Regions from separate parts of the Homo sapiens genome. Here regions 1 and 2 are each linked to region 3. A link is a loop called in an ENCODE intact Hi-C map of the cell type or tissue named here. Cell type or tissue: ascending aorta. All regions are shown on one strand. Links, peaks and the distances in the headings refer to the core of each region. The heading gives the core; the rest is flanking DNA.

Region 1 (10,820 bases), core at 2,136-7,135, 220 kb after region 3:
GTGGTTGTGCTTTCAAATATGGAATCCATATATTCTTATGGGAAAAATGGTGGAATAGCAACTTCCTACAATCTAGCTGAATATACAGCTATAGAGCAAAATAAATAATAAAGCACTAATTTGAGAAGCATAAACAACCATAAAATAGACGAGTGTACACTGTGCTAAGGATAAAAATGTATCATTCTGGAATTATCAGGGGAGGCTCCCCGGAAAGCAGGGTAGCGCTATCCAGATGGCCGGCCTTGGGCAGGTCACTCAGTGTCTCTGGTTTTGGGCATGTTCAATAAGAGTCCAAGCTACAATTTAGACTAAAGTCAACCCAGAGAGCTGACCAAAGAGAAAGTACATATTACTGAGGATGGGAACAGAAACAGTGAGTAAGAGGACATCCTGGGCTAACCTTTAGGAGCTGCCAACGTTTAGGGGTTACGAAGATGACAAACCCCTGGAAAAAGGAGCAAAGAATGAGCAAAGAAATAAGATAATAAGACAGTGCAACGTGAGAGGGCCCTGAGACCTGAACATATGTGAAAGCAGACAGTCAAATACTATTGGGAAATATTGTCAACAACAAAAATAAGTCTCCTGAATTTGACTAGAAGTCTAATTTTGACATGGAGGCAATTATCTTGGGAAACTATAGGAGGAGGTGGTCATTGAGGACAAGAGAATAGTAAGAAATTGAAGGAGAGGGTTCTTGATCAGAGATATTTTGTTTCCTGCTGACAATAATTGAACTTGAGCAAGCATAGGCAATAGGGTAAACTTATTGGCTCACCTGTTCAAACCAGGTAAGGCATGGGTTTGAGAACTTTAAGGATGATCATCACCAGGGAATGAATAACTTCCAGGACTCTATTTTCTTCTTATCTCTGCTTCTCTCTCAGTACTGGCTTCATTTCCTCCTACTGTAGACTAGCTTCTTTCACTTGGCAGAGGAAATTGTGGCTGGTAGATCTTTCATGTCAGCTTTGTCACCAAAGGGTTCTTTTTTTTTTTTTTTTTTTTTTTTTTTGAGACGCAGTCTCGCTCTGTCACCCAGGCTGGAGTGCAGTGGCGCAATCTCGGCTCACTGCAAGCTCCGCCTCCAGGATTCATGCCATTCTGTTGCCTCAGCCTCCCGAGTAGCTGGGACCACAGGCGCCTGCCACCATGCCTGGCTATTTTTTTGTATTTTTAGTAGAGACAGGGTTTCACCATGTTAGCCAGGATGGTCTCGATCTCCTGACCTCGTGATCCGCCCGCCTTGGCCTCCCAAAGTGCTGGGATTACAGGCATGAGCCACTGCGCCTGGCCAAGGATTCTTTGTTTCAATGTTAACATCCCAAGGCAGGACTGACTGGCCAATAGCTATTACCAACAACACAGGACCATGGAAGAAGGCACAAGTGAACAAGACATTCTCCAAAAGAAAAGAGATGGCTAATTTCCAAAACCCCAAAATAAAGAGACATGGGACAGACAAAATGATGTGTTCACTGTAAGCAGTTAGGAAATGGAAATGCTTTTTAAGACAAGAGAAAATAACATGTTTAAAGGCAGAAAGGATAAGATGAAATTGTGGAGAATAAATAAAAAGGAAGAAAAGACATATGGAGGAATTCCCACTTAGTGTGAAATTAACCAGAATGGGGCCTTAAACTCACAAGTGGCTTGGAGAATTATTTTTCTACTTAGTTTGAGTTCTTTCCTGACTTCTGTGCTCTTCCACTCTTCCTGTTTGGTCATCTCCTTGACTAACTCTCCTGCTTCACTCCCTAGTCCTAGTCCAGAGTTTATCTTCTTCCCTTTTGACTGGTCCTTCATTCAGACGTATCTTTTTATAATGGCTCCCCGTGGCTTTGCATTTCTGGGAACTGCCTAGAGCCTTGGACTCTTTCTCCACCCCAGTCTAGGAGTAAGAAGGCTGGGCAGGAACAACCGGGCCTTTACAGACCCAAGAAGGGATGGGATCAGTGGCACAGATGAAGAATTCAGCTATGGCAAAGAAGGGAGGGTGGGCATCTTTCCCTTAGATAAACCAGAAGGAAGAAACAAAAGGGCAAATTTCTGCAAAAAGACAGATTTGAGGAGTGAAGGAGATCGGTTAAAGTTAAGGTTAAAGGAAAGATGAATGAGGGATTTTGGGGAGGATGGCCTCAATCTTTCAGAATAGTCTAAGTCAAGTCCATCTACTGCTAGAAAGGATGGCAAGTGTAGGAGCTTAAGGAGTTTGTCAGTTTCCTAGGCAGCCACAACAAATTACTACAAACTGGGTGGCTTAAAACAACATAAATGTAGTTTGTCACAGTTCTGGATCCCAGAAGTCTGAAGTCAAAATATTGTCAGGGCCTCATTACCTCTGAAGGCCCTAGGGGAGAATCCTTGTTTCTTCCAGCTTCTGCTGGCTGTTGGCATTTCTTGCTTGACGCCACATTATTCCATTTCCAATGTTTTCACATGGCCTTCTCCTCTGTATGTGTGTCAAAATGTCCTCTGTCTTACATGTCATTGGATTTAGGGTCCACCTGGATAATACAGGATGATCTAATCTCAACTCTTAATTTAATTATACCTTTTCCCTAAATTAGGTAATGTTCACTGACTCCGTGGATTAGAGCATGTACATTTCTTTTTGGGGACCACCCCAAAATCCATTCAACCCACTGCAAGGGGAAAAAAAGGTGGATGAACAGATACAGAAAGTTAGCCTTGGAGCATGGCATAGAAGAATAAATAAATATGATTGCTGAAAAGAGACAAAGGCCAAGTCAGAGTTGGACACGTGACTTTTTCTTAGGCCAAGACTGCATGATTCCCCAGTGGCTTTTGGCAGACTGGAAGCAGGAGCAGGCAGTGGGGTAACCCAGAATAGGGTGTTTATAGGTGGGCTTAACAGAGGGTTAGGGAGATGAAAGGCTTGACCTTTCCTACTTCCAGCTGCAGAACATTAGATGTCTGTTTATTGGAGTGAAATAATACATGTTAAATCACCTTGTAAACTATAAAGCATTTAATGGAATAAGGAGGTATAATTTTTACTTATATCCCTCACTCCTCTCTGTACCTTATTCTTTTTTTTTTTTTTTTTTTTTTTGGAGACAAAGTTTTGCTCTTGTCACCCAGGCTGGAGTGCAATGGCACAATCTCAGCTCACTGCAACTTCCGCCTCCTGGGTTCAAGCAATTCTCCTGTCTCAGCCTCCCAAGTAGCTGGGATTACAGGCACCCACCACCACACCCAGCTAACTTTTGTATTTTTTTAGTAGAGACAGAGTTTCACCATGTTGGCCAGGCTGGTCCTGAACTCCTGACCTCAGGTAATCCACCTGCGTTGGCCTCCCAAAATGCTGGGATTACAGGCATGAGCCCTCACGCCTGGCCACCTTATTCTTATATCCCAGAGATATTCTTACTATCCAATTCGACACTCCTTCCTATCCTCTCCTAAATCCCCAGTGAATAAAACTTTAAACAAAATCTCTATTCCAGTAAACCCAAACTTTTTTTTTCATGATGATGCCTGCGGTGACCATAGGATCCAAGTAAAAAAGTCATTGATAAATACTCTGAAAAAAAATACCGGCTCTCCAGTACCGTGATTGCAGAGAGTATATGGCTGTATCACAAGTTTCTAAAAAACATGTTACAGAATTTTCATCTATTGGTAGGACCAGGAAGAGCTCACAAAGCAAGCCTCCAGGTCACATTTCCAGGGCAACACTCAATGGTCCCACCTCATCGGAGAAGGTTTGCTGCCAAAGTGAAAAAGCACGGGTTACTTCACAAACCACTAGATCTGGGATTTTTAAAGTTCATTTCCCCCTTTATCTTTTTCTATCTTTTTATTTTTCTTACAAAGCAGCAGAGCTCTCTCTTCCAACAAAAATTTATGTCAAAACAGATCAAAGTGGAGCTGCCATAGTTGTTGGGGGAAGGCAAGCAAGAATAGCCCCCGCAGCCCGCCTCCCCAGCCTCTGGTGTCTTTTCTGACAGGCCCTTGGAGAGAAGCCCCTGGACACTTCTAGAAATGATTTTGAAGCCGTTGGAGTAGGCTTCAAGGACAAGAGCAGCTCTTCTGGTCCCAGAAAGTTCAGCATCTCTTCTGTGAGTAGCCTGACTCAGACTGAGCCTTCATCAATTAACTTTACTACTAAATAGCAGAATCACCAAATATTTACATGGTGAGAGACTTTAGATAACATCTACGCCGACTCTCTCCTTTTTGGTCAATTCTGAGAACATTCAGCAATAGCTAACTCGAATTCAGTTGCTCCTTCCAACAAGAACATGGAACTTCTTTATTTGTTCTCTCTGTGATCCTTGGCATGAACAACATTAAAAATATCTGATATAAAAGTTTCCAGGACAAATGTTTCTATTTCATTCGTGATGACATCTTACCATTTTTTGAGAATGCTCATAGTCTCAATTAAGGCCTCTGAAGAAAGGATGTCAGTCCAGGCGCCCAGTTATACTAATAGCCCCATTTCAATCAAGCTGCTTTCTGGAGAACATCCTTGTCTTCTACCCCTATCCACCCCTTCAAGATATATATGTATATATATATATATTTTAATTACCAAACATCTCTCTAATCTGAGGGTATGTGTTTTCCTTAAGGTCTATTTATTTCTTGGCCATTTGACATGCCCAAGATAGCACAACTTTCATGGGGCCTGTTTTTACTTCACTACAATTGGCGATTTTCCCTGCTTGAATAAACTTGCACACATTAAAAGTTTTAATAGAGGATTGAGGATTGCAAGTAAGTGTTAATAGGGCAGACCTCCAAAATGAGCCAGATACAAAGGTATTTGGCAGAGGAAAAATAATTCACTAACTTGAAATAGCAGATAAGCAACCAATGGAGTTAGAATCAAATGCCATTATTTGAGAAAGGCGTTCAGTAAAATTCCTTCATACAAATTAACAAATATTTATGCAGAAACTCCTATGTGAAAAACATTGTGCCAGGCTCAGTTATGGGAGTGGGGTGGGGAGGGGAACATGAAGATAAATAAGACAATTTCTTTTCTCAAGGAAATGACCACATAATTGGAGATATTGGCCAATAAACTATAATGCAACACAAAGAAGTTAGTTAAGATAGATTAAGAAGAGGGAGAAACATCATCTGCATGAAAAGTAGGGTGGCTATCAGTGAGAATGGAGAGAGAAGATATTCAGATATTCAAGATATTCAAATATATGAGGCAAAATACATTTTTATCTTAAACTGGCTAGAGAAGGTGATAAAGAGAGAGAGAAATCAAAGATAATATCATGTTTAAAGCCTGTGTTAGTTTCTAATAATGTCATTAGCAGAAAAGTGAGGCAAGAGTGGCAATGAAATGACAAAGTTTTACTTTGAATGGGAAAAATTTAAGGTGGTATATCAATGTAGGTGCAGATACTGATAATCAAGAAATTACACCAAGTGTGATAGCTCACACCTATAATCTCAACTCTTTGGGAGGCCATGGTGGGAGGATCACTTGAGCCTTAGAATCTGAGACTAGCCTAGGCAACATAGCAAGACTCTGTCTCTTCTGTCTCTTTAAAAAAAACAAAAACTGGCTGTGGTGGTGGGTGCCTGTAGTCCCAGCTACTTGGGAGGCTGAGGTGGGAGGATCACTTGAGCCCGGGAGGTCAAGGCTGCAGTGAGCTATGACTGCACTATTGCACTCCAGCCTGGGCTACAGAGCAAGAAGAAATTCAAAGAAAAAAGAAAAAAAATCAAAGAAAAAAAAAGGAAAAAGAAAAAAGAATTGAGAAGAATAGGGTCTTAAGTTGACCTTAAGAGAGAATGTGGCTTGAATCATCTCCATCCAGTGACTTATAAGAAAGTGGACAAGATTTTCAAAGAAATAAGGATAAAGATAGAAAGGGGGAAGAGACAAAAGCACTGTGGAGAAGAGAGTTTCACAAAGAAAACACAAAAGCATCCAAACTTCCAAAGAGGATGAAGAAGAGGAGGACCCGTACCTTGTTGAAGCTGGCAATTAGCAAGCAGACCACTGGAAACTTTTATGAGTGCTGTTTGAAGAGGATAGTAAGTTTTCCTTACCTCATTGATCTGTTTACTCCAAACTTCTGCTACCTCATAATCTGAGTTTGCGATGGTCCTGACTTGACCTCACAGCATCTCTCTATGCAACTTTTCAACTCTCTCTGCTAGTTGCTTTCTTATTTCCTCAGAATTTTTGAATTCAAATTCCCAAAAGAAAAAATTCAGTAGTACTGGAAGTTCATCTTCATTGTGTGCAGGCATCACAAGTTGCTGGCCAACTTACAGATTGCCTTTGGGTTGGGTACCTCTTGGGAGCCGATGGTCTATAACGGGGGATGGCACCCCTCACCAGCATAGGACTGTCTCTTCAGCACAAGCTGGGGTGGGGTCAGCACCAAAACAAACAAACAAACAAAACAGTGCACTGTGTCCCCAATATAACCCTCTGTGTCAAAGTGTAAGGATCCAAACTCTAAATGGTTCCAGGAATCTTACATAGTGTCTACCAGGGAAGAAAAGTTCTCTTTACTCCAGCATCTAATCACTTGACAGGTCAATATTAATAACATCTTGTATTTGCATAGCACTTTAAACTTTTCAAAGTGCCTTTGCAAAATGTTATTCTAAAGGACTTTCAGAGACAGAAGGATATGTATAAACATACTCTACAAGTGCAAATAATCTATAAGCCTTACTTTATGCAAATGAATTAATAAAAAACTATATGATGACTATGCTTAAACAATGCTCCATAATAAATTGCTAGTTTTAGGTGCTTAACAAAACAATAAAATCTATCAATTTCTCTAGTTCTGTACCTTTAATGATTCTCTCAGCACCTCTGCAGCTGAGCGGCCGCTACAGTTAGTTTTCAGGCCAAAGAATTTGCCTCTCCAAGTGCCAATGTTACTACAGAAATACTACTTATTACTCTTTATTAAGCCACAGGGATCAATGTCTCTTCCTCTGGATTTGGTGCCCTGGAGGTGGTGTTGAAAGTGGGGAGAAATCCCAGACCCATACAGAACAAGCCAATCCAGTCCGAGTATGGTCGGCCTTTGGAAGGCCACAGCTGCAGTGAGACAAGTGAGGTATCGTGTATTCGTTGAGGACATACCAGCAGCTGGACAAAAATACATGATCTCCCAACTCTGCATCCAGTACTCTTCCCTAAACCTCATCAATGAATAAGTAATGTGACTTTAGAAGATGGAGCAAGCAAACCAGAAAGAAAGAAATATTTTAACTTCTGATCTGCCCCAGGCTTCGTTGTATTACATGGTATCACTCTTCACCCAGTTATGTAAGCCAGAAACATATCCCTTTTTCTCCTCCCACACCCTGCCCACAACAACCCATAAACCACCCAGCTCAGTCAGGTTACTTCCGAAATATATCTTGAATCCCTTCTCTCTTTCCTGACTTCACCATCACCATCTCAGTCAACCACTAGCTATGGCTTTGATGACAGCCAAAGCTTCTTGGTTGGTTTCCCTGCTTCGGCCCACTTACAGTGCATTCCTGATAGACTGGCCAGGGTAATCTTTCTGCGCAAAAATCCTATCTTGTCTTTCTTTGGTGTCCAATTCTTCGCTGGCTTCTGACTTCATTTAGGATAAAAACTAAACATCGTACTCAGGCTCTGCGTGATCTTGGCAACTCCACTAAGATCACTTCCTCTCCCCATCATTGACAGCCCCAGGCACACCAGCCTCCTGGTGGTTCCTAAGATGTGCCCAGCTTGTCCTGCCTCCAACCAGCAATGGAAACTCTTCCATCTGCCTGGCTGTGCTTCCTCAGCTTCTTATCTATGTGGCTCCTTCTCAACCTTCAAATCTCATCCTCATGGGAAGCCATCCCTGACCACTCAACTTAAATCGCCACCCACTTCCCCCCAGTTATTCTCTACTGCACCACTCTTTTTATTCTTTCCTGGAGATTATTAAAATCTATATATTTTAATGTGTGCAGATATTTATTGTCTTTCTTCCTCACCGCAATATAACCTCTGTAAAAGAAGAATTCTCATTTGCACGATTTACTGCTGTAGCCTCAGGGCCAAGCCCTGTGCCTGGCATAGAGCTCCTCTTGTCAGTTCCACCTCCAAGATACATCTTAAAAGCATGCTCTCTTCCTTGTCTCCACTATCACCATCCTAACCTAAGCCACCATTCTCTCTCCCTTGGACTGATGCAATAGCCCTCGATTGGTCCTTCTGTTTCAACTCTAGTCCAGAGCTCAGTAAATACTTGTTGATAGAACAAATAAGCCTATCATGCTGGGAATAATAATACCTGAAAGAGATAGGAATCCATATCCTGTAAGAAAATCACTTAGCTTTTCCCAAGCACTGAAAGAACATCAAATGCTCACCAGCTTTCACACTCAGGTGATAAAATAGGAGGCATTTTATCCAGCTCAGGCACAGCACAGTTGAAATGCCACATGGAGAACAGAGAGTATTCAATTTTCTATGAGCTACTATTCCAGTGGTATCCACAGAGCTGCTGGGCTCTAAAGGAGGAGGTGTAGGAAAAAAAAACCAAATGCCTACGATCTTAACCACAAACACCCACAAAAATAGTAATAACGTTCAAAGACCTCAACAACCCATTTCTGACCACATCAGAGAAGACTCACCTGGAGACCTTTCTCTAATATCTGTATCTGCCATGAGGTTAGGGATGCTGTAAAAATAGATAGAAAATAGGGGCACTGTTAATTAAGGAGACAGCTCAAAAGCTTTCTAATACTCATCACACCTTTGAACTAGTAATAAGATGATTGTAGCTTCCAATACCATTTCCCCATCATCAGACCCAGAAACAGCTTTTGGCTGAGAGGTGAGAGAGTGGAACAAGGGCCTGTGTAATCCCACATGCCAGGATGCCATTTTGTAAAATAAAGCCAAGCCTATTGTGTAGTCTTCACATGATTCCCACTGATTTCAAGACACCCAGGGCAGTATCTGTAACATACTCTCACATAGAAAGTGAAAACGCATGTACATGTGGGCTGTGGCAGCTGGTTGGGTTGGAGGCTGTGGGTGCTTGAAACTGGTGCAACCGGGGCAAGAAACACCTGCTTCTTGTCTCATTTGAAGTGACTTGGAGGGAAAAATTGTCTTGAGGTGACAGAAATAATTATGTAAGTTTGTCTGGAACTGACAAAAATGCATTTGACTGTCACAAAGCAAATGAGGCTGTCCTCCAAGTTGGCACCCAGCAATTGCCCCGGGTAAAAGATGCCACAGATAGGAAAATGAGTGCCAGCATCATCTGGGCAGCACAGTGGCTTCTCAGCTCCTCCCCACTCCCAGGCTCATTCAACACAGTTGCGGGAGGCCACCCCCGTGTCCCAAGGTAATATTCCAGAAATCACCACTTCCTTTCATTTAGGGTCTCTCCCCATCCCCCGTGCAGACTTGCAGGCTGGCGTTGACCTGAAATCCAGCCCAGGAATGAAACCTCAGAGCTTAATCCACTAAGTCGGCCTGGCTTTGAGCCCCAGAGAAAATGGGATTTCTATAAAATGTTCACTTTAAAGAGAGATTTGCTCCCTTCACAGCTCCTTTTCTGTGTCACATGCCATTAACTCACAAAACCCTGGCCATTGCCGAGGCAGAGGCTCGAGCTGGCTATGCAGAAAGGAGCACATGCCCGCATTTGCTGTGTCTCTGAATGAGGCACCATTTGATTCGCACGAGCTGTGGTTCTCTGCCGCAGTATCTACACTGCAAAATCATACTGGTTCACTCACTTCCTTGCCTCCACTGAATATCATAATTTGACACGGTGATAAAAACACAAAGACTCCATTGTGACTTTGACTCCTCCCGCCACTTCTCCTTGTGATAGAAGCTTCAGGAAGGCTCGGCTCACGAGCCAGCACAAGTGCACAGTGAACTAGGAGCCAACACATTCCTCACTGGGAGTCTACGCCATGCAAGCAAATCCCCACGTGTTTCAAAAGCATCACTGGTTTGCTATCGCCGGACTACTACTCACCACTTGGGGAGTGCAGTGGTTATTCTTCTTTCTTTCTTCACCCCCACCCCCTGCCCCTCATTCCTTCTCCACTGTTCTCTGTCCAATTTGGTGTCTGGTAGACTGACCCCCTTGCAGGTTGCATCACCCAGGCTTGCTTGCCAGGGTGCTAAGGGAAGCCCCCACAGCAGGTCAGAGCTGGGGCAGACAGGTCAGGTAGTTCTCCCCTCACTCCCTGTCAGCTTGCCAGCCAGTCTCTTGGAGGAGCTGTGTCCCTCCAAGACTAAAAATACACACCAGGAAATTCCTCCTCCTAGGCTCCAGCTCTTGGTTCCTGTGCCACCATTTCCTCCCCTTGCCATGTTAGTCCTAAGTGTGCCTCACTTCCAGTCTCTGGGGGCACCATCATCCACTGAATGTCCTTTAATTCTGCATACACCTAAACAAGAAGTCCCTTCATTAAGGGCTCTTCATCTGAACCATGTGAATTCTATTTCTTGCTGATGCAGGTAGGACCACTTGGTGCTGCCAAAAGTCCCCATCCCTGCTTCAGGGATTCTGGTTTTAATACTCAAAGAACTCTGCATCCAGTCACTCTTGCTACCGGTGTGATCTCTTCTTGTGCCTTACTCCTAATACATGGTTTCTGCATCCTTCTGAGATCATGTTGTGGCTCCATTCTGCTCATTAGGTGTGTGTCTTGTGAACTTAGGCCTGGTTCCCAGCCTGGGCAACCTGTCTAACATCCCAGACCTTTTAGAGATTGAAGGTCACTTCCTCTTGATAACTCCCCCTGCCCCAGACCCTGGCACCTGAATTCCAGCCAAGGCTCAGCTCCTT
Region 2 (10,820 bases), core at 3,019-8,018, 96 kb before region 3:
TTTTTAAAAATCATGCAAAGTTACTGAGATACAGACATTTTATTATTAAGCAATCTTTGCATGTTGGGAGTAAATCCTATCTGGTGAATTATTTCCTTAAGAAACCACTGGACTAGATTTTTTAGTATTTAATTTAGAATGTATTATATTCATAAGTGAGATTGGTTTGTTAATCTTTTTTTGAGTTAAGCTTGTTAGATTTTGTCATTCACAAAATAACCTGAAAATTTTCCATTTTTACCTCTAGTGCTCCCGACTAGTCTAAATAGCACGGGAATTTTCTACTTTTTGAGTCATTAAATAACTCATTTGTAGAATAGTCAGGGTTCAGCCCTTTTGTATGGGTTAGTTTCTTAGTTCTATTCCTATTTTCTTTCAAGCTTGTGAGTCTGTTCAGTTTTTTATTTCTGTGTCAGTTTTCTGTGTCCCAGAACATTGGCCATTTCAACCATATTTTTAAAAGTTACATGGTATTTTGTGTTGTATTTTCTTTAAAATTTAAAAAATCGATCAGTATCTGTATTATTTTCTTCTCTTTTAATATTGTGCATATATATTTTCCTTTTCCTCATGCTAAGAGAGTCTTGCTCAAATTAATATTTTTAAAAGTGAAAACAGGAATTTTGTTTTATTATTTACAATTTTTTCTATTTCCTAATTCAGTATTTTTTCCATTTGTAAATATATATTAATTCTATGTTTCTACTTTTTAAAGGCTTATTTAGTTTTTCTTTTTGTATCTCTTGATTTAAATGATTGGCTCATTAGTGTCATTTCATTCTTGTTAAATAATATAAAGAACCAAAGGTGTATGAATACATTTTTTCTCAATTATAACTTGGGCTGGCCACATCTAATTTGTTTTGGTAAGTTATGTTTTATTACCCTACTTTCTCCAAGTAGTCTGTAATTGCAATTTACTACTTTTTTTTTTTGAGGTGGAGTCTCACTCTGTTTTCTAGGCTGGAGTGTGGTGGCCGTATCTTGGCTCACTGCAACCGCCGCCTCCCAGGTTCAAATGATTCTCCTGCCTCAGCCTCCTGAGTAGCTTGGATTACAAGCATGCCCCAGCAATCCCAGCTAATTTTTGTATTTTTAGTAGAGACGAGGTTTCACCATGTTGGCCAGGCTGGTCTCGAACTCCTGACCTCAAGTGATATGCCTGCCTTGGCCTCCCAAAGTGCTGGGATTACAGGTGTGCACCACCACGCCCTGCCTATTTACTTTTGACCATAGTGTTAGAGAGGGATATTTGAAATTGTCAAGTAGCTATGTTTTAACACTTTAAATGTTTCTTACTAATTTTTAGGTTTATTGCATAGTGATCAATAAAGATATAAATTTCCTGCCTTTGAATTTATATTGAGGATTTCTTTGAGTTCTAATACATAGTTGCTTTTCATAAATGTTCCATGTGTTGGAAAAGCAGATATGTTTTCTAATAAACTAGAAGTTTAATATGTATCTAATAAATCAAATTTTTGCATTTTTATTCAAATTCTCCATACATTTTGCTTATGCAAATTATCAGACTTAATGCAATCTCTCATAATGATTGTTTCCACCAATTTTACATATATTTCTGGTAGTTTTACTTCATAGATTTCAATGACATATTATACAAATATAAAGATTTATTACTACTAAAGCTTCATTGTGAATTATACTTTTTATGAATATAAAATAGTTTTTTCTCGAATTTTTCTTTGATATTATCTTTTGACCCATTTTTCTTTCTATTTTTAACTATTTATCATACTCATGCACATCTTACATTTTCCCTTTTTTGTCAATTTCACATTCAAGTGCTTTGCATATCTATCTATGGGGTCTTAATGTTTTTCAGTAAATTTGCATGAGGATTTAAAATATGACAAATATTAATCCTTTGCCTCTTTCCTGTAAGTATTCTCTTGAATTATAATCATTGTATGTTGTGTACAAAATTCCTTTTGGATCCAATCTATTAACATTTCTCTACGAGGTTTCTTGTGTATGTAGAAAATATTTCTTTATGTTCTTTCATTTATTAATGTGAATTTTATAATTTAACTTTTTAATTTATATGCAGTTAATTTTGATGTAGAGTGTAAGGTATAGATCTAAATACATCTTTTTTAAACTAGCTACCCAAATGCTTTGTCATCATTTATTAAATAACTCTTCTTTTCTAGCTGATGTGAAATGCTATTTTTGGTAGATACTAGAATTCACTTGCTCAAATTCCACTCTAACATCCAAGTGAGCCTTCCTATATTATAGTGGCTGAAAATTTGAAAATGAGCTTTCCTGGGGTTCCTTGCAGCTATGTTTCAGATGTAATTTTGTTTCCACCAATCAGATGTGCCGATACCTCACTTGCTTTTGAAACTGCATTAATGGCAGACAAGTGATAGACATCTATTTTTCTAGCACAAATGGTCACAGCAGGATAGTCTTATAGCCAGTCGATTTGAGACATGGCAGCCTCTAACAATGGTCATGGCAGCTTTTATTATTATGATAAAAACCATGTAAGTCTGGGGGCTGGGAGTTATTTCTAGAAGCTAAGCCCAAGAATCTGCTTCTCCAGCCCTTCCAAATATTTTGTAATATCTGGTAACAAATCCTTTTCTGGTTAAACTAGAGAGAATGGTTTCTGTTATCTGCAACTGAACCCCATCCAGTGTAATGATGGTATCAAACATTAAATTTTTATATACACAAATACCTAGTTCTGGATATATAGTCTATTCTGTTGAATTGTCTATCTTTATTCCAGTCTAACATGATTGAATTATTATAACTTTATAATATGGTTTAATGTGTGGCAGTCCTAGTAATTGTCTTTACTCTTTTTTACTAAAAAAAGTTTTCTTTTGGATGAACTTTAATTTCACTCTGACAATTCTCACTCGACCTGTGCTCCTTGGAGATTTTGATTCAGTATGCTATATGAAGAAACTGCTCATCCCCTGGGCTGGAGGTCCAGTTTGGGTTTACAGTGTCTTGATAGTAAATCTAGTGTACCTGTCATAAAATAATTCTAAAGACTTAAGATGGGGGTTGGGATAATAGAGTGTGATATTAATTTTCATGGCTTTATAACCACATCTACCAAAACTGTTTTTATTTTTTATATCAAATGACTTATTAAGAGGTAAAATAAGAAAGGTCTGGACACTTCAGTGCATCTCTAATTTGGGAAATGATCAATGGTCAACAGAGGGGAGACTGTGTCTAGTAGTTTTTACAATTGTATTCATTAGGCACAGGAAAATGTAAACTCAGAGAGTCTAAGATAGAACCAAGCCTCCAGGATAAACTTCAGCAAGCCTAACCCCTTTGTTTCTCTTTTTCTTTCTAGACACTTGTAACAGCACTAATCTAGAAGTGAGTACATATGAGTTCTGGTCCTGGCTTAGCTAATTTGGGCAAACCGTTTAACTTCTTTGAGACTTAGGTTTCCATTCTAACAAGGTGTAGGTGATAATATCCATTTTGTGCAAGGTCATTGGTTTTTACCGTATAACGTGTGTAGGTGTTACACACACTGTACCATCCCATACAAATGTGAGTTAATGTATTTTCTGTCTTTATTATCTCTTTTACCTGCCTTAATCACCAAGACATTGTGATCTGTCACTCCATCTTCTCCATTAAACTCTTCAACCATTTCTATTTTTTTTGGACAATTACTTATCTCAGTCATCATTTCTTATAATTCCCTGTCTAACCCTAAATGTCTGTGAGATCCTTGCCCCTCTTCTCAAGTGGTTCAACACTTAAGAATGGGGACAATTTTATTTTTATTTTTATTTTTATTTTTATTTTTTTGAGATGGAGTCTCTCGCTCTGTCGCTCAGGCTGGAGTGCAGTGATGCAATCTTGGTTCACTGCAACCTCTGCCTCCCAGATTCAAGAGATTCTCCTGCCTCAGCCTCCCGAGTAACTGGGATTACAGGCACTCGCCACCGTGCCTGGATAATTTTTGTATTTTTAGTAGAGACAGGTTTCCCCATGTTGTCCAGGCTGGTCTCAAACTCCTGACCTCAAGTGATCCACCTGCCTTGGTCTCCCAAAGTGCTGTAATTACAGGCATGAGCCACCACGCCCAGCTGGGACAATTCTTGTTATATGTTAATTTCTTAAAACCACCAAAGTCTATTCAATATATGATATAGTGATTAAGAAATAAAGGTGTACATTGATAAAAAGTATGAAGTTTCACATATGCACATTCTTATAGCACTCATAATGGCATCTGTTAAATCTTCATCTAACTTTTAAAATAAAATGGCTTGTAAAAGCTATGAATTACTAAGCTGTGGGATGCTTTTGGGATCTCAAGTAGTAATGTGGAAGTCTAGGCACTCAGCACTGTATGGAATCAAAATTCCAGTGGAATATGGAGAGCAGAAAGATTGGGCAGGGAGAACTTGTGAAAATTTAAACATGATTTTCAGGTTCATTTGGCAAAAAAAATTAGGTGACAATGGATATTTTTAAAAAAACACCACCAACAAGGGCATTGCCTGGCCATAATTTATTGAGTTATTTTAACACTTTCATTCTTTGTGCTTTAGGTATTCTGCTTCCTCATACTTAAGGTAATTTTGTAAAACTTTATGGAAGAAAAAACAATGACACACACTCACACATAGAATATTTGTTTATTGCTGTTATAATAAATTAATAAAAAACCCAAGAAACCTAAAACCATTCTCTCTAGTTTAACCAGAAAAAGATTTGTTGCCAGATATTACAAAATATTTGGAAGGGCTGGAGAAGCAGATTATTGGGCTTAGCTTCTAGAAATAACTCCCAGCCCCCAGACTTACATGGTTTTTATCATAAAAATAAAAGCTGCCATGACCATTGTTAGAGGCTGCCATGACCATTGTTAGAGGCTGCCATGTCTCAAATCAACTGGCTATAAGACTATCCTGCTGTGACCATTTGTGCTAGCAAAATAGATGTCTACCACTTGTCTGCCATTAATGCAGTTCCAAAAGCAAGTGAGGTATTGGCACATCTGATTGGTGGAAACAAAATTACATCTGAATTTTGTTTGCTGAATTGCTACATGGGCATAGGAGAAGGTTTTGAAAGTGCAGAAAACATAAAGGAAAAATAATCATTAGTTATACTTAGCATATTAATTAGCAAATTAACATTCTGGTGCCTATCCTTTCCCTTTTTCTATATATTGTTTTTGTATATTTTTCTTTATAGATTTTTATATAAAATTTTTAAACATTAAGCTTATATATATGTTGTACATATAGCTTGCTTTTTTCATTTACTGTATCATGAACATTTTTTCATGATTTCACAAAATCCTTGGCTTGTACATCTGGTGATTACACTTTTAACAGTGTTGGACTCTGCTGGAGGTGATTTTTTTCCCTTCTTGGTCTGAGAGATGAGCAGTTATTTTTCTTTTTGAAAAGAGAAAGCCAATTTTCAGTTTATACCAGTAGGTGTCATCCATTCACACAAAGCATAACCCAAGAAACCTAATATAATTTGACTTAATCTCTATAATTTCTACCAAATTCCAGTGTAGTGTTCCAGCCTATCTAAGCTCCTTGGGTGAAGGCCATTTAGGCTTTCAGTTGGATTTGGAGAAGAGGTTATTTTTGCCATTTAAGGTGCTTCCAAAGAAAAGAAAAAAGACAGCAGTTTTGAAATGGAATGCATTGCATAGTTTGAAGTTATCATTTTATATCCTAAAAATACATCAATTACTGGGAAGAGGTTATTAAAATCTTAAAATCTTACTCTGAACAGCCACTCAAAGAAGACCAATGTTACTATTTTCATGATTTTTCTGAAAGAGGGTAACCAGTCTTAATCCTGAGTACAAAAATTTGGGATGAGTCCAAACATAATACAATATTTCAAAAATATCAATGATGATTAAAGAGTCATGAAAATTTAAAATAATAATAACTATATTTTTGGCATTATGTACTTTTTTTTTTTTTTTTTTTTTGAGATGGAGTCTCGCTCTGTCACCCAGGCTGGAGTGCAGTGGCACGATCTCGGCTCACTGCAAGCTCCGCCTCCCGGGTTCATGCCATTCTCCTGCTTCAGCCTCCCAAGTAGCTGGGACTACAGGCGCCCACCATCACACCCGGCTAATTTTTTGTATTTTTAGTAGAGACGGGGTTTCACCGTGTTAGCCAGGATGATCTCGATCTCCTGACCTCGTGATCCGCCTGCCTTGGCCTCCCAAAGTGTTGGGATTGCAGGCGTGAGCCACCGCGCCCGGCCTATGTAATAGTTTTTAAGAGCTTTCATATACATTACCTTTTGGTCCTCACAAGGATCCTCTGTGATTACAAATGAGTGAACTTTCGCTCAGAGAGGTTAGGCATCTTTCTCAAGACCACACAGTTGGTAAGTGACAGAGTCAGGTCTAAAACAAAGGTCTTTGAATTTTATGTGCATATATATATATATGTATGTATGTACTGCCAATTGAGTGTCATCCTTTAAAGCAGAAGTTAAAAATGAATAGTCCATGGGCCAAACTGGATCTTTAGATATGTTTTGTTTGCTTCCTATAATGTTGGCTCATGGTGTATTTTAAACTTTTTGAATAAGCTCCAAAATTTAAAAATGGGGATGTTTCCCACAAAGACTAGAATTTCATGTGTCTTTGGAAAAAATCAGAAGAGATGGTTACACTGGATTCATATTCCCTAGCGGCAATGTACAGCTGAAGCTGTGTGTGTGTGTGTGTGTGTGTGTGTGTGTATGTGTGTGATTCTAGCTGGTTATAAACTGTAGAGAAGCAACGTGGCATGGTTTGGCTGTGCCCCACGCAAATCTCATCTTGAACTGTAATCTCCTTAATCCCATGGGTCATAGGAGGGACCAAGTGGGAGATAATTGAATCGTGGGGGCAGTTTCCCTTATGCTGTTCTCACGATAGTGAGTGAATTCTCATGAGATCTGATGGTCTTATAAGCCCACCTCATGGATATGAGACATGGAATCAAAGGAGATCATTTCAGAACTTTAAGGTTTAGTGACTGCCCTATTGGATTTCGGACTTGCATGGGGCCTGTAGCCCCTTCATTTTGGCCAATTTCTCCCATTTGGAATGCGTGTATTTACCCAATGCATGTACCTCCTGTATTCGTCTGTTCTCACATTGCTACTAAAGACATTCCTGAGACTGCGTAATTTATAAAGGAAAGAGGTTTAATGGACTCACAGTTCCACATGGCTGGGAAGGCCTCACAATCGTGGCGGAAGGCAAAGGAGAAGTGAAGGCATGTCTTACATGGTGGCAGGAGGGCTTGTGCAGGGGAACTCCTATTTATAAAACCATCAGATCTCATGAGACTTATTCACTACCATGAGAACAGTATGGGGGAAACCACCCCCACAATTCAGTTATCTCCACCTGGCCCTGCCCTTGACACATGGGAATTATTACAATTCAAGGTGAGATTTGGGTGGGTACACAGCCAAACCATACCACTCCCATTGTATGTAGGAAGTAAGTAACTTGCTTTTGACTTTACAGGCTCATAGGTGGAAGGGACTTGCCTTGTTTCAGATGCGACTTTGGACTTGGACTTTTGGGTTAATGCTGGAATGAGCTAAGACTTTGGGGGACTGTTGGGAAGACATGATGGTGTTTTGAAATGTAAGGACATGAGATTTGGGAGGGGCCAGGGGCAGGTTTGGCTGTATGGTTTGGCTGTATCCCCACCCAAATCTCATCTTGAATTGTAATCCCCAGAATCCCCATGTGTCATGGGAAAGACGTGATGGGAGGTAATTGAATCATGAGGGTGGTTTCCCCCACGTTGTTCTCATGATAGTGAGTGAGTTCTCATGAGATCTGATGGTTTTATAAGCATCTGGCATTTCCCTTGCTGGCACTCATTCTCTCTGCTGCTGCCCTATGAAGAGGTGCCTTCTGCCATGAGTGTAAGTTTCCTTAGACCTCCCAAGCCATGCGGAACTGTGTGTCAAGTAAATGTCTTATCTTTGTAAATTACTCAGTCTCAGGTATTTCTTCATAGCAGTGTGAGAACAGATGAATACAGAACTGTAGAATGGTAACTCAGGAGCCAAAGACAGAACTAAGGGAGCCTGAACTCTGCAGAGGCTGGAAGGAATGGGATCCAGAGAGGTGCCTTACTTATGTTTTGAGGAATATACTATCATTGGAATGAAGGCCAACATGAATAAGTGGCAGTATATTTGTTAAAAATATCAATCATACCATTTGGCAGTCACATCTCATGCTGATTTTTTTCACCCCTCATGGAAATATATAATCAGTTTTCTGGGCTTTATGGATTAATTAATAACTTTAAATGAGAAAATATTTGGCTGTCAAAATGGAATATACTTTTGTTTTATGATTAGAGATGGGCAAGTGATGAGAGATGAATCAGGATGATGAATTATATATTTATTCAATTAATTTCAATGTGAAATACAAACATGTTTTGATAATTTTCTGCTCTCACATTATGATTCAGAGTGAAAAATTGTCATTGGTGAGCATTCCCAAGGTCATATGGTTCCTCCAAAAGTCAAGGATTCTTCAAACACTTGTTCATTCAATAAATAGTTGTGGAGCATTGCAAACATACTTGCAAAGAAGGCATCTTTAGGCTGAGGCGGGCAGATCACAAGGTCAAGAGATCGAGACTATCCTGGCCAACATGGTGAAACCCCGTCTCTACTAAAAATACAGAAATTAGCTGGGCATGATGGCATGCACCTGTAGCCCCAGCTACTCGGGAGGCTGAGGCAGGAGAATCGCTTGAACTCGGGAGGTGGAGGTTGCAGCGAGCTGAGAGGTTGCCACCGCAGTCCAGCGTGGTGACAGAGTGAGACTCCGTCTCAAACAAACAGTAACAAAAAAACCCGAAGACATCTTCAGTTCTTGTTCTGATGTTTCTCACAGTTTAGTAGAAGCTGTTGGAAAGCAAACAGGCCATTACAGTGGTATAATTGTTACAATTGTTACAGGTAGCTAGACAAGCATGAGCTGGGCAGGAGAGGGCTCTTCCCCCACTCATAGGAATGCTGGGTGATGGTTTGGCAATTATCACATTGCCTCTCTAAAAGTGATAAATTGGCAGCTGGTGCCAGGGAGAGGTCATTTCCTGATGGTCCACACCTGTTGCACTAAAGTGTTAATTGAATGCGGGTACCAGGTAGAAGCAACTTCCTGGGCCTGCGCATTAAGAGACAAAATGGCCTCTGGAGGCACACCACCAGAAAAGGGAAGAAAGCCTCAGATGAGCACACGTACAGTTTCCTAAACACACTGCATGTGCTCACCTCCTAAGGGTAAGGAGGGCACTGCACATGCGGGCAGCCCACCCTAAGGGAAGAATCCTGTGAAAGAGGCCAGCCTATAAAGTCCTAAAATCAAGGTTAAACACCACACTTGACCTTGGGCCTCTTCCAAGCACATGCTCCTTTTTTCTGTTCTAAAGCTTTTTAAAATAAACTTCTATTCCTGCTCTGAAACTTGCCTCGGTCTGTATTTCTGCCTTATGCTTCTCAGTCAAATTCTTTGTTCTGAAGAGGCAAGAAATGAGGTTGCTGCAGACCTGTACAGATTTTCTGCTGGTAACTAAGATACCTTCCACCGATAACATAATGATTTCTAGGATGGGGGACACAGAGGAGCATTGGGAGGTTGCAGAAAAGCCACTAAATGGACACTAGTTATGGGGGTGGTTGGGAGTGAATGACATTGGTTTGATGTCTTTGATGAATCGATGGGTATGGAAGCAAAGGCCTGAAGAATGGTGGAATATCTGCCAAAGAAGGTAGGCTAGAGTGGTGAGGAGGGGAAGCACAGACAAAATGATGGCTCCTGGCAGTAGAAGGAAGAGTTAGTTTGGGGAATTTGGAGAACTTCATGTCATTCAACGTGATGGAAACATTTGGTACAGAAGGAAGAAAGAACAAATGTGGCAAGAGATGAGGCCGAACTGGGGAAGGAGTTGCCCTTCATAAGGAATCTTGAAGGGGTGTGGGCCTTACCTAAGAGAGGAAGCCAGTGGAGGATCCTGGGTGGGGCGGGGACACAGATGAATTCTATTTACATTTTACAAAGATTACTCTGGTTGTAGCATGAAGACAGACCAAAATGGGACAAGGGTGGGAATAGAAATGACAGAGGCCTGATCTAAGTCAGTGACCTTGGCAAGCGAGGAGGAAAAAATACTTGAGAGACAGTTAGGAAGTAGAGTAATTGGGGTTTATCGGTGAATCAGCAGGAAAAGGGAGAAGGCTGGTTGGTGGTACCACTCAACAGTATAGGCAAGGTAGGAGTTGAAGCAATTGTGATTAGGAAGGACCTCTCACTTTTGATGCTTGTCCCTTTCAGAATGGCAAACCAAGCTTAGGTGAAGCCTAGATATTTGGGGGTTACTTTCTAACCCTATTGCTTGGACTCAACCATGCTGGTGTCTGAGCTCCTCTACTCAGACAAATGTTGCTTTCAGTAAGTTGCAAGCAAAGCAAAAGAAAGACATTCACCTACGGCCCTTCAGAAAAGCAAGCATGCTGCATGATGAACTCTGGTGCCCAGGAGGCAAGAAATAAAAAACACTTTTAATGTAACCAACTTTCCATGCCCCACCCTCACCCCAGGCGTCTGCATACACAAATCAAAACCATCTTAAGTCATGGAATGAAAAAAAATTAAAAGCAAACTAAAAGCACTTCCTGTGAGGTGAATGGAAATTTTTGCCCAGTTAATTTTCCAGGCACGTGAAAGCAGTTCTGAATATTTTAAACCACAAGTACTTGTATTCTTGACCAAGATTTTTGAGAAGGCGAGG
Region 3 (10,820 bases), core at 2,911-7,910:
TCCATTGCCACAATGTCAATATTCTAACTAGGAATGATCACTTTATTCCCTTGTTAGGCTTCTAAAGTATTTTCTTTATTACTGTCACTAGCACTGGCATTTGGCTTTTTTTCAGGGCTGTTTACATGAAGAAACAACGTTGTAGTCATACCTTGAGTGAGTTGCCACATGAGCAGCGGGCAACAAAGCAGTGCAGATAGGCAGATGCTAGCCTCCAGGACTAGCGAAATGACTCATTCTCTCTCAGAGGGCATGATTCAGATTCCCACTTCAGAATGTTTCAAAGTAATAACTTGCTAAGGAACTTCCCAGGTTACTTTTCAACTGTTGAAACTGTTACAGACTCAAGGGTCAGGCATCTATGGTAGGAGCAACAGCTTGTGCACTTACTATGTACAGGTTTCTCCTATAAGTACTTTGCATGTATCATCTCATTTAAGACCCATGACAACCCTCCGAGTTAGGCAGTATCATTATCCTCATTTTATAGGTGTAGTAACTAACGTATTGAGAAATTAAGTAACTTGCTAAAGTTGATAGGCAGTGTGTTAAATAATATAGCTCTTTATTTCTTTCTCACATAAATGAAGCCTACCAGGAGGTAGGATGGCATTGATGTTGTAGCCCCTCAGTGACTTCAGAGACTCTGTTCTAAATTTCTGCACACCATCCTAGCACACCATTTCTAGTATCCTGGTCACCTCATGGCTCAAAATGGCTGCTGGAACTCCAGCCGTCACATCCACATTGCAATTTAGAAGCAGAACAAAAGGGAGAAGGACAAAAAATAAGCCATCTATCTTATTTATATCTCACTGGACAAAATTTAGTCCTATGCCACAACCTACTCCTATGGCCTCACCTAGCCACTAGGGTGGATAGGAAATAGTCTTTTATTCTACATGGCAATATGCCTGGATAAAAGTTTGAGGTGTTCTCTAAAGTTAAAATGAGAGAATGGATATAGGGGTAAAAAAGCCAGGATTCTTGGCTACTGTGATGGGCTGGGTTTGAATCCGAGTCATTGGAATCCAGAGGAGCCCCTACCCTTTTGTGACTATACCATATCCACACTTGGGTGCTACTTTATAATATGGTGCTATTTTTTTTTTTTTAATAATATGGTGCTATCATGGCATTTGCCCAGTAAGTTCTCTTCTTGGCTTTCAGTATACTGGTCATTAGCATCAAGTGAGTAAGGACTTTGATAAAGGCTAACTTCTTAGCAGAGTAAGAGTTCTGACAAGTGACCAGTGACAGCGAGGAGTAGGGACTGGGGTAGAAGGAAGGTGAGGGGCTTAGCATGTGGTTCAACCATAGGCCTGAAACAAACTGCCTAGCTATCTTTTTGTAAAAAAAAAAAAAAAAAAAAAAAAAAAAAAAAAAAAAATCTCAGGCCCATTGGACCTAAAGGAAACCAAACATATAAAGTCTTATCATCTCTCTGTCTTCATTTATATTAATCACTTCTTTAAATACACTAATTCTCAAAAGAAAATATAAAATGCAGAAATTTCACAAAACTCATGCTGATAATGGTAATGAAAATTCTATCAGCAAAAGCACGTTGATTAATCATATACATGCATGATTTTTCTCTTATACCATCTGTTTAGAAGATGAAAAATGTATTCTGCTGGTAGTTTGGCATAAAATATATTTATAGAAAGATTTTATTTATAGTCTGCCAGTGGATTCTGAGCCTGCCATGACATAGCTTTCAGAACTAGGTAGGCTGAAATGTTCAAATATTAATGCCAACAACATTCTTATCATTAAAACATGAAAGTTAAAATGTTTTCATATTCAGTTCATATTTTGGAGTCTGTGACTGCAGACTGAACAGTCTATTTGGAACTCAGCTTAAAAACATTACAACGTAATTTGATAGCCTTGGTTATTCTCAGCGGTTGATGGTATCTAAATTATTCTGGTTAGCCAATTTTATTTTCTGGCTATCCAGCATTAAGAAAAACAACGCTTATCTCAGAAAACATTTCCAGAGAATGGAATACATGTAATCACTGATTTTTAGTGATGAAGAGTTCACATTACAGGAACTCCAAAGTAACAAGGAAAACTCTACAGGGTGGGATTGAGATATTGGATCTTGATATTAACACATTAGAAGCAGAGAGATGATTAAAGAATAACACTAGATTCTCTCTCTCTCTCTTTAAAATCGCTAACCCACTGTCATATCTTTATTTACACACATATTGTATAAGTTAAAATTACAGTTGCTCTTGTTTATACCTTAAATCTCAAGGATGCCTATGTAAGCCAATGAGCCACTTGAGGCAAGAGAAAAACCCTGTTGCTTTTGCGGGTTTTATGAGAAACAGCTGGGGCACTTAGACTTGGGATATTCTGGAAGGTGGTTGTCCTGCTCTTCTTGACTACTTGCCTCAAGTATCACTGACACACAGCAAAACTATCCTCCAGGAGCCTTTTCATGGTCTCTATTGATCTAAAATATTGTTATTTTGACCCTAAGGAAGAGTCTGATGTGCAGTGGAGTCATACATCCTGAGATGTGAGGGGTCAGGCATAGAAATATTGAATGCTTCTTGTTATCAATAAAATCAGGTCTTTTTCTTAACCTTTCAAGCAATAAGCCCAATAGATATATTAACAAATAACAATATGAGGGAAATAAGCTTTGTGTTGTACCTAAGTCCATTCATTCTTAACCTCCATGAGATTTAAGGCAGATTTGGGTGGGTTTCTGGGAAAAAGTCATGTTACTTAAGTAAGGGGAAAATATCTTATTCATGGAAAGTCTCTTCTTTAAGAACCACAAATTGCATCAATAAAATAATCAATGGCACACAGCAGCTAACATGCTCAATTCTTCACCTTTAAAGCGGCACTCTTTCTGGCTCTGTGAGGAAGAGAGCCAAAAGTTAGATGCTATAAAGACAAGCATATAGAACATGTGGTAGAAAATGCCAAAGATTTCTCCAAGAATTCTCAGTAGCAGAACCCCTGAGCCCATGTTGAGACAGGCCCTACCACAATGAAGGTGGACTTGATTGGTGATAACTGTGGGAAGCATTCTAGTCCTCTTGTCTGACCTTGCCCAGACTTAAAGGGACACACATCTTGTCTCTGCAGGCATCTGCTGGGTTTCCCCCACCACCATCCCCTCGCCAACCTCTCACTCACAAGACATTAAACCTCCCCGTGTTGAGTACCTTGTATCAGGGGCAAGCTTAGTCGTTAGTGATGAGTATCTACTGACTACAATCACTTCACAGGCCCTGGGCTGAGCACACTACAACCGCTGTCTCATTGAATCCTTGCAATCGCTCTAGGAGGGATGTTTTGGGGGAATTTTTGGTCAAAAAATAAGAGACTCCTTTCAGGTCCTGAGCTGATAAGTAAATTCTTTTTGTATGACAGTGAGCAGGAGGTTCAGAATTTTGAGACAAATAACAGAGTCAGAAAGTTTTATTTTGTTTTTCCCCCAGCAAACTCCCTTTACTTTTGACTTCAGGTCACATTATATAACAATCTAATATTACCTGACCTGGTTTTTCAGCCTTCTGATGCTGAAATCTCTCTCTTAAAGTGATGAAAGGTTTCAAAGCTCTGAATGGAGATAAAAATCTGTTTCTGCCTTCTTCACCATCCAACACCCACTCTTTCTTAGGCAGATCTGGCAAAAATATGTTTGTTCACAAAGAAGCACTGTGGACACAACACAGTCGTCACAGCTTCCCCACCTTGAAAGAGCAGCTTCCCTGTGACACCTACAAAGACTGACATGAATGGAGTCAAGCTGCAGCTTCTCACTTGGGGCACAGAGAGAGAGGCTGTCACAAAGTAGCAAGGATGCAAAACATGACAATTGTCTCAGGACAATTCAAAACAAAGCTAAAGACCACCCCAGGCTCTACTCTAGTTCCCTTATTTTAACTTAATATATTGTTTTGTTGAAATAGAGTATTTTAAGCTCTGTTTTCCTCAACAGCTTTGTAAATTCAATATGTTCAAAGAAACAGGAACTATTGTCACAAATGGCCAAAAAGAAGTCCTGGCCTGTGTCCCTAGGATTGCCCCAGGGTCTCTTAGCCCACAGAGGCACTTTGAACATTACGATTTTACAGATACTGGGATGAGGCCCAGAGAGCTTGATGAGATTTACATAATCAGAAAGTGGCAGATGAGGGAATTAGGACTCAGGTGACATAGTTTTAAAATGGTTTTCTGATCTACTACTATACTATACTGTCTCTTGGAAGCCAACACGTTTGCATCTTTACACTGACCAGTGCCAAGATAATACTAACTTAAGAGAGAACCAGACGGGTGGCTCTAAGGCCAAAATTGGGTTAAGGGTCCATTGCGTGTTAAGTTAGAACCACAGAAGATTTGCTGCTGATACTCTATTAGAATTAATCCAGTAAAATGCTCCTAAAGTCTCTTTAGTTTTCTGGGATTGTTCATTTGTCAATTAATTTTCTTTCAAGGAAACTTTAAAAAAGGTTTTTAAATTTGGGGATTGAGGGTGGAGAGTCTAACTAAAGGTATCACTTGTCCTATATATATTAAAAAAAGATAGTCTAAGCCCACATTCCTGGAATCAGAATGAGGCAGAAAATTGGACTGAGTTCAAAGAATTGTAAGACAAATGATTAGGAGCTTGGCAGAAGTGAATATTAAGTAAAGAGTAAAATTACCGACTGTGTATAGTTAGATTAGGCCAGAGTATGAAGTGGGGGAGGAGGGTAAAATAGATGGAGCTCTTTGAGATTTGTGATCCTCAAGTACCGCTCCCAGGGATCGAACGGCAAATATTCTGTCAGGTGACTGTGGATTTAATAATCAAAAGTCATTCTTGCCTGTGAGCTACATGAAAGCAAGGGCGGCACTGCTTCATCAAAATGGCATTTCCTTGGAAAACACACTGTAAATAAAAAGTGGTAGTAAAACAGGCTATACTTATAAATATCATAACGTGTGAGTTTTGTGCTGGAACAAAATGCAGAAAGTTTGTTGGCCATATCCCAGGCAGACTGAATTGCCCTTTGAGAGAGACTAGAGTTTTTTTAAGCACAGGGCTACCTAAATATTCTCCCAGTTTCCAACTGCTTTCTTCAACTTTTTCCTTTGCCTTGTTCTTTCTTCCTCAAGAGGGCACCAACACCCCATCCCTAGAAAGGGTGCTGCTATGTGTGGATTTCACATTGAATGTTGAAAACATCTCTCTACAGGAAAGAACCTGGTTATAGACCAATAAACCAATAATGAGACTTCCTATTTAGTTTCAAATATCTTTAAAAACAAATTGCATTTTGTTTAATCCCAGACTGATCATTAAACAAACAAACAAAAAAATCTGTTATATTTGGGAGAGGAGAACTGTGAGATTATGTTCATGGTCTCAAAATAAGAGAGGCAAAGTTCAGCTGAACTGCAACAATTAGACATGATTGTGCATTCACATTTGCAGGATATTTTTCTTAAGTCTTGGTGGGAGCATGAAAGGAGACCTTATTGTGTGTGTGAGACTGGTATACAAACCAGCGAGCACACATTAATGACAAACAGTCTTTGTTAAAACCCAGGCAGCAGATATGTTAGAGGTATGCCAAAGAAAGCTTAACATTCCTCTGTCGAACATGTAGCACTTTTATTTTGGTCGAAGAATGCTATAGACAAAGGATATAGCAACGCTGTGGACTGGCTGCGTTCTTTTAACATTTGCTTTCATATGGAATAAAATGCGTAATTTCTCCCAATCCTTATCTTTGTCTGGGTGGTGAAATTCATAAATAGCATGAGTACCACATCATATTTTCTGTACCTATTTGAATGGAATGAAGCAATGTTGCCTACAGGTTTTGTTTTGGATTGTGAGCTAATGACCACATGTTAGGAGCCACTGTTTACAAAAGTCATTTCCATAGTGTTTACTGCTTTGACCAAATGAAATTTACAATAACTTAAATCTAACATTTAACGATACACATAATTGTTATTGTGCCATTATATTATTAGGCATAAATGGAAAGCAGTTTACATAATAAATATTATTTTACCCAGAAGAACAAGAGTTTGGAGTTTTACTCCTCATTCAGCTTGACTGTGGTCATAGATATAAAATTATAATGATATTGTCATTTTACTCTAAAATTATGCTTTCCTCCATCTCATTTTTTTCACTTTTTCCCTCTTCTGTCTCTTCTCTTTTTCTTTATCTTAGTAACAACTGTAGTCATCATTGTTACTATCATCATCTTCCCCGAACACTGACATATTCTGATATCCACGCATATTGGGGGTGAGAGCTTTGGATCTGGCTTCCAAAGTTGGGAGATCCTTGGTCTAAGACCCTCCGTCCTCCTGTGCCCAGGGGCAAAGTTCTCAGGGCTTTGCTTCCTCTACCTGTACTTAATCCCTTTGATAACCTGAATTAATTTCTGGGGTCCGCTGTAAGAAATTAGCACAAACTTGGTGGCTTAAAACAACAGAAATTTACTCTCTCATAGTTCTGGCGGCCAGAAGTCTGAAATCAAGGTGTCCTCAGGGCCATCTCTGTCTGAAGGCTCTAGGGGAGGATCTCTCCTTCCCTTTTCCTAGCTTCTGGTGGTTGCCAGCAATCCCTGGTGCTCTTTGGCTTGCCTCTTTCCAGTCTCACTTGTGTTGTCACATGGGATTCCCTCTGTGTGTCTGTGTCCAAATCTCCCTCTTATAAAGATGCCAGTCCTCTTGGATTTGGGACCCAAATCCAATATAACATCATCTTAACTTGATTTCATCAGCAAAGACCATATTTCCAAATAAAGTATTTATAGGTTCTGGGATGACCTGAACTTTTGGGGGACACTATTCCACCTACTACATACTCCCAGCCCTATGCCACCCCCTTCCTGAAGGGGGCGATCTGCTTCCTGCTGCTGCTGTTCCTCTTGCCTGTTTTTCTTGCTGCCATGTTTTCACACCTAGCAAAGAGCCGGGTGTGACTGAATACCTATTTGTTAAAAGATTAATGTTCCAGAAGCATACTTTCTAGGAGGCTTAAAACTGCAATAACTCCAAGATCTGAAACTGTGGATTCCCTGAAAAGGGGAGTTGTAGAGAAAGACGAGAACCTAGGCCAATGGTGAAGCCACAGGAGAATGAGGAAGGCATAGGGGGAAAGCTGAACATCTGGGAGACTTAGACCAGGGTGTTGAAAGGAAAGCAACTGGCGTCAAGAAGTCAGGGCAAGGATGGAGGAGTCCGGGTTGCTAGCACATGATTCCCTAGTCCTGAGCTATACACAGAGGAGACGGTGCAGTGAGAGATAGAGCAAGACAGACCTCTAAAAGTATCCATTATGCTCGGATCTGTTTCCTATTACTTGATACTTTCCCACCAAGATAAATCTCCACCAACTTGTTGCTGCTTTTAATAGGAAAGAAAAAATTTTGAACCAAATATGACCAGGACAATTAAATCTGGTTAAAATTTGGTAGAATGGCACATGCCAATGGTTGCTCCTTTGCTCTTTTTCCTGAGAAAAAGATATAGAGTGGGGCCTCTAGGTGAGATGGTAGACACCTGATGGAAGAATGGCAGAATGAGGAGAAAGCTGCACATTTTAGGTTTTGCCGAGTCTATCCTGCTTATCTCTGTTCCCATGGGGACATGTATAGACGTGTTTCATATTTAGAGCAGCTGGGCTGAACTACGTCTCAGCAGGTGTTTCCTGTGAAAGGCTTTTCAGATTATGATGATCAAATCATATGCACAGTGTGGTAAAATTCATGGGTGACTCATGGATGCCACAAAATAATTGTCATATCATGTTTATTTAAAGGTCTTGAAAGGGCTTAGAGGTCACATTCATTGTGGTTATTACAGAAGATTTTTCAAATGACATCCATCAGGTGATGAAAAGAAAATCCTACCAAGTCATATTTTAAGTCCAGAAAAGAAATTTTAAACAACTGGATCTTCTGGGCAACATTTTTTGTTTGTTTGTTTGTTTATCTGTTTCTTTTTGAGATGGAGTCTCACTCTGTCATCCAGGCTGGAGTGCAGTGGCACAATCTCGGCTCACTGCAGCCTCCACCTCCTGGGTTCAAGCGATTCTCCTGCCTCAGTTTTCCAAGTAGCTGGGACTGCAGGCATGCACCACCACACCTGACTAACTTTTGTATTTTTAGTAGAGACGGGGTTTCACCATGTCAGTCCCGCTGGTCTCGAACTCCTTGCCTCAAGTGATCCGCCTGCCTTGGCCTCCCAAACTGCTGGGGTTATAGGCGTGAGTCACCATGACCAGCCTAGGCATAGATTTATTGCATAGATTCAGTGATCCCTCCTGATCCAGCACCTTCTTCTACCTTTGGGAAAATGGAGGCCTAGGGAGAGAAAGGGATTTGTCCAAAAGTAGCACAGATTATTACAAGGAAAGCCAGGACTCAGACCCAGGTCTACTGAGCCTAATGCTTCTTCCACTCCACTGTGCTGCAAAATTGTCACAGCTGTCTTAAATTTAGCTATCTTCTAACATTCTTTAGAGTACCATAGTGATGATGGCCTTTGGATTTTTTTCAAGCAAAGGCAACATATAAAAAGAAAATGAAAATAAGAAAATTTGTCTATTAATTCATCATATGCTTATTGTGAGCCAATTTTATACCAGATACTACACCCAGTGCTGAGTTATTATTTGAACTTCTGATCCAAAGACACATAATGCACTCTTGAAGACTGCAATCTCGAATTTTGGTCAACATTCTTGCCTTTTTTTTTTTTTTGAGACAGAATCTTGCTCTGTTGCCCAGGTTGGAGTGCAGTGGCACAGTCTCAGCTCACTGCAACTTCCACCTCCTGGGTTCAAGCGATTCTCATGCCTCAGCCTCATGAGTAAGCTGGGATTACATATGTGCACCACCAAACCTAGCTAATTTTTGCATTTTTAGTAGAGACACAGTTTTGCCATGTTGGCCAGGCTGGTCTCAAACTCTTGGCCTCAAGTGATCCACCTGCCTTGGCCTCCCAAAGTGCTGAGATTACAGGCATGAGCCACCACACCAGGCCAGCATTTTTGCTTTCAACATTATTTTTTAACTCAACAAAATATTTTCTACAGGTTCTGTTGCTCTCCAGTAAAATGCTTTCATATTTCATAGTAGTGGGCGAGAAGAGGGCAGGGGTGTTGGGTATTGGTTAGGTCCTAATACTAGGTGGTGAGGCCCAAGCTTAATGTAAGATCTCCTGAAGGCCAATGGGACCAAAATAATCCCACTAACCTTTGATCTCTTAGAGGGCATGTAGGAGCCATTCCATGCATCACCTTCCACCCCAGCTTCACATTCTCTTAGGTAAAGGTATAATACATATTTGGACTAAAATGTAAATATTACAAATTGTTCCCTCCATTTTCTGTTCCTTCTACCTGGCTGTACCTCTAAACACACATGTGTGTTGGGTGGGGGAGCAAGATGATTAGTTAAAACATTGAAGTTGTCCTAACATATTAGAGCTGAATTTTATGTGCTTTCTTTGTAAGTTATGCCTATGTTGCTAGCAAGATACTTGGGAGTCACCTTCATGCTTTCCCTTCTACCATCTCATATCTATCATAAAGCCCCATAGATTCTTCCTTTAAATCAGCTGAAAGCTTCTCTTATTCTCTATGTCTACTGCTGTAACTATAGTTCAGGCCGTTGTTATCACATGAGAGAGAATGTAGCGATCTCCCTGATTTAGTTTTGTTCCTTCACTAATTTCTGCCATGCCAGACATAAGTTATGTCTTCCTAAAACATCAGTGTCATGATAACATTTGTCCTGAATGCCACCCAAAATTGGATGGCCTCCATGGCTAGCGATTTGCTTGTCAACCTGGCTTGATATATGAATCATCAACTAATTTATTCTCAAGAATCTATAATTGCCTCCCCTTGCTTTTTGAATCAACCAGAATTTAAACATTCAATACTTTTCTTCTACTCTAATTTTATACTCCTAAACTCGCCTTAATGCACCCTCTCTTCTTCTCGGATTGGCCACTGCCCCATGCACTATCTTTATTAATGTATTTTTGCTTTTGATTATATGGCTTTTGTCTCCATGCCCAACCTCTTTCCATTTAGATAATTGTGTCATCTATTTTAACCTACCTGTACTTTCAAATCCATTCCAAGGAACAGCTCCTCATGGTGCCATTTGTAGTCACTCTTGTCAATAATGATTTCATCCCTTCTGGACTATCTGTAGGACTCTCTAAGAATCATAAACTATAGAACCTGATGATATTTAATGTAAAACTTAATGATATACTATCTTGTATTATTTTGCAGTTGTTTTCATGCATATTTCATTCATAAAATAGAAATCCTAATACTTCCCTTGAAGTATTGGCACATTAAATGTAAAGTGCTTAGAACTGTGTCTGGCATAGAGTTGACTTTTGATGAGTTTCCATCTCCTTCTGTTTTCCTTTTTCAGAAGATTCAAGTTATATCTGATAATTTTATTACTTCTATAGCAGATATTAGATACAATCATACAGTAGTTCTTAATCAATTCTTATCGACCAGAACACAGTTGACCTAGAGACCCACACCCTTGAATCTGACATCAAATATGTATATTTATATACTCTTGGGTCATAATGTTATCAATTTTAAAAATCAATATTCTCAAATTATGATACCTAGTCATCTATTTATTGCCATAAAATTTCATCTTACTCCACTTATTAGTATTTAAATTTAAATATTAGTCTGGAACATGTGCAGACTAAAATTCTGTCTGTTGATGGCATAGCATTGTCATTACCCATTATGGTCTTTGCTTTGAGACGTGAGTGCTGCAAAG

Evidence for each region. Hi-C counts contacts between places; a loop is a spot of excess contacts. Peaks named below come from ENCODE experiments on the same cell type or tissue, not always from the same donor. Only the 100,000 strongest peaks of a DNase experiment are listed, where the experiment ranks them.
Region 1: it touches region 3 in a loop (4-fold over the local background); 3 of 110 quality-filtered maps call a loop at or near these places.
Region 2: a loop joins it to region 3, with 4 times the contacts of the local background. A loop is called at or near these places in 5 of 110 quality-filtered maps.

Annotation. Positions count from the first base shown.
Region 1 is chr2:204,242,314-204,253,133 of GRCh38, forward strand. No RefSeq gene overlaps it. Among named protein-coding and RNA genes, the nearest start is that of PARD3B, 300 kb to the right of the region's middle. In ascending aorta, for the core only: no CTCF peak of the experiment used is centred there; no DNase peak of the experiment used is centred there; H3K4me3 peaks cover 675 bases; H3K27ac peaks cover 1,719 bases.
Region 2 is chr2:203,923,564-203,934,383 of GRCh38, forward strand. LOC101927840 (a long non-coding RNA gene) reads right to left here. Exons shown (of 4, transcript XR_427213.4): 4 at 8,754-8,934. Among named protein-coding and RNA genes, the nearest start is that of ICOS, 7.8 kb to the right of the region's middle. In ascending aorta, for the core only: a CTCF peak has its summit at 5,449; no DNase peak of the experiment used is centred there; H3K27ac peaks cover 326 bases.
Region 3 is chr2:204,019,568-204,030,387 of GRCh38, forward strand. No RefSeq gene overlaps it. Among named protein-coding and RNA genes, the nearest start is that of ICOS, 88 kb to the left of the region's middle. RefSeq lists an enhancer at 7,795-7,854. In ascending aorta, for the core only: a CTCF peak has its summit at 5,131 (motif pointing right); a DNase peak (open chromatin) is centred at 5,133; H3K27ac peaks cover 3,928 bases.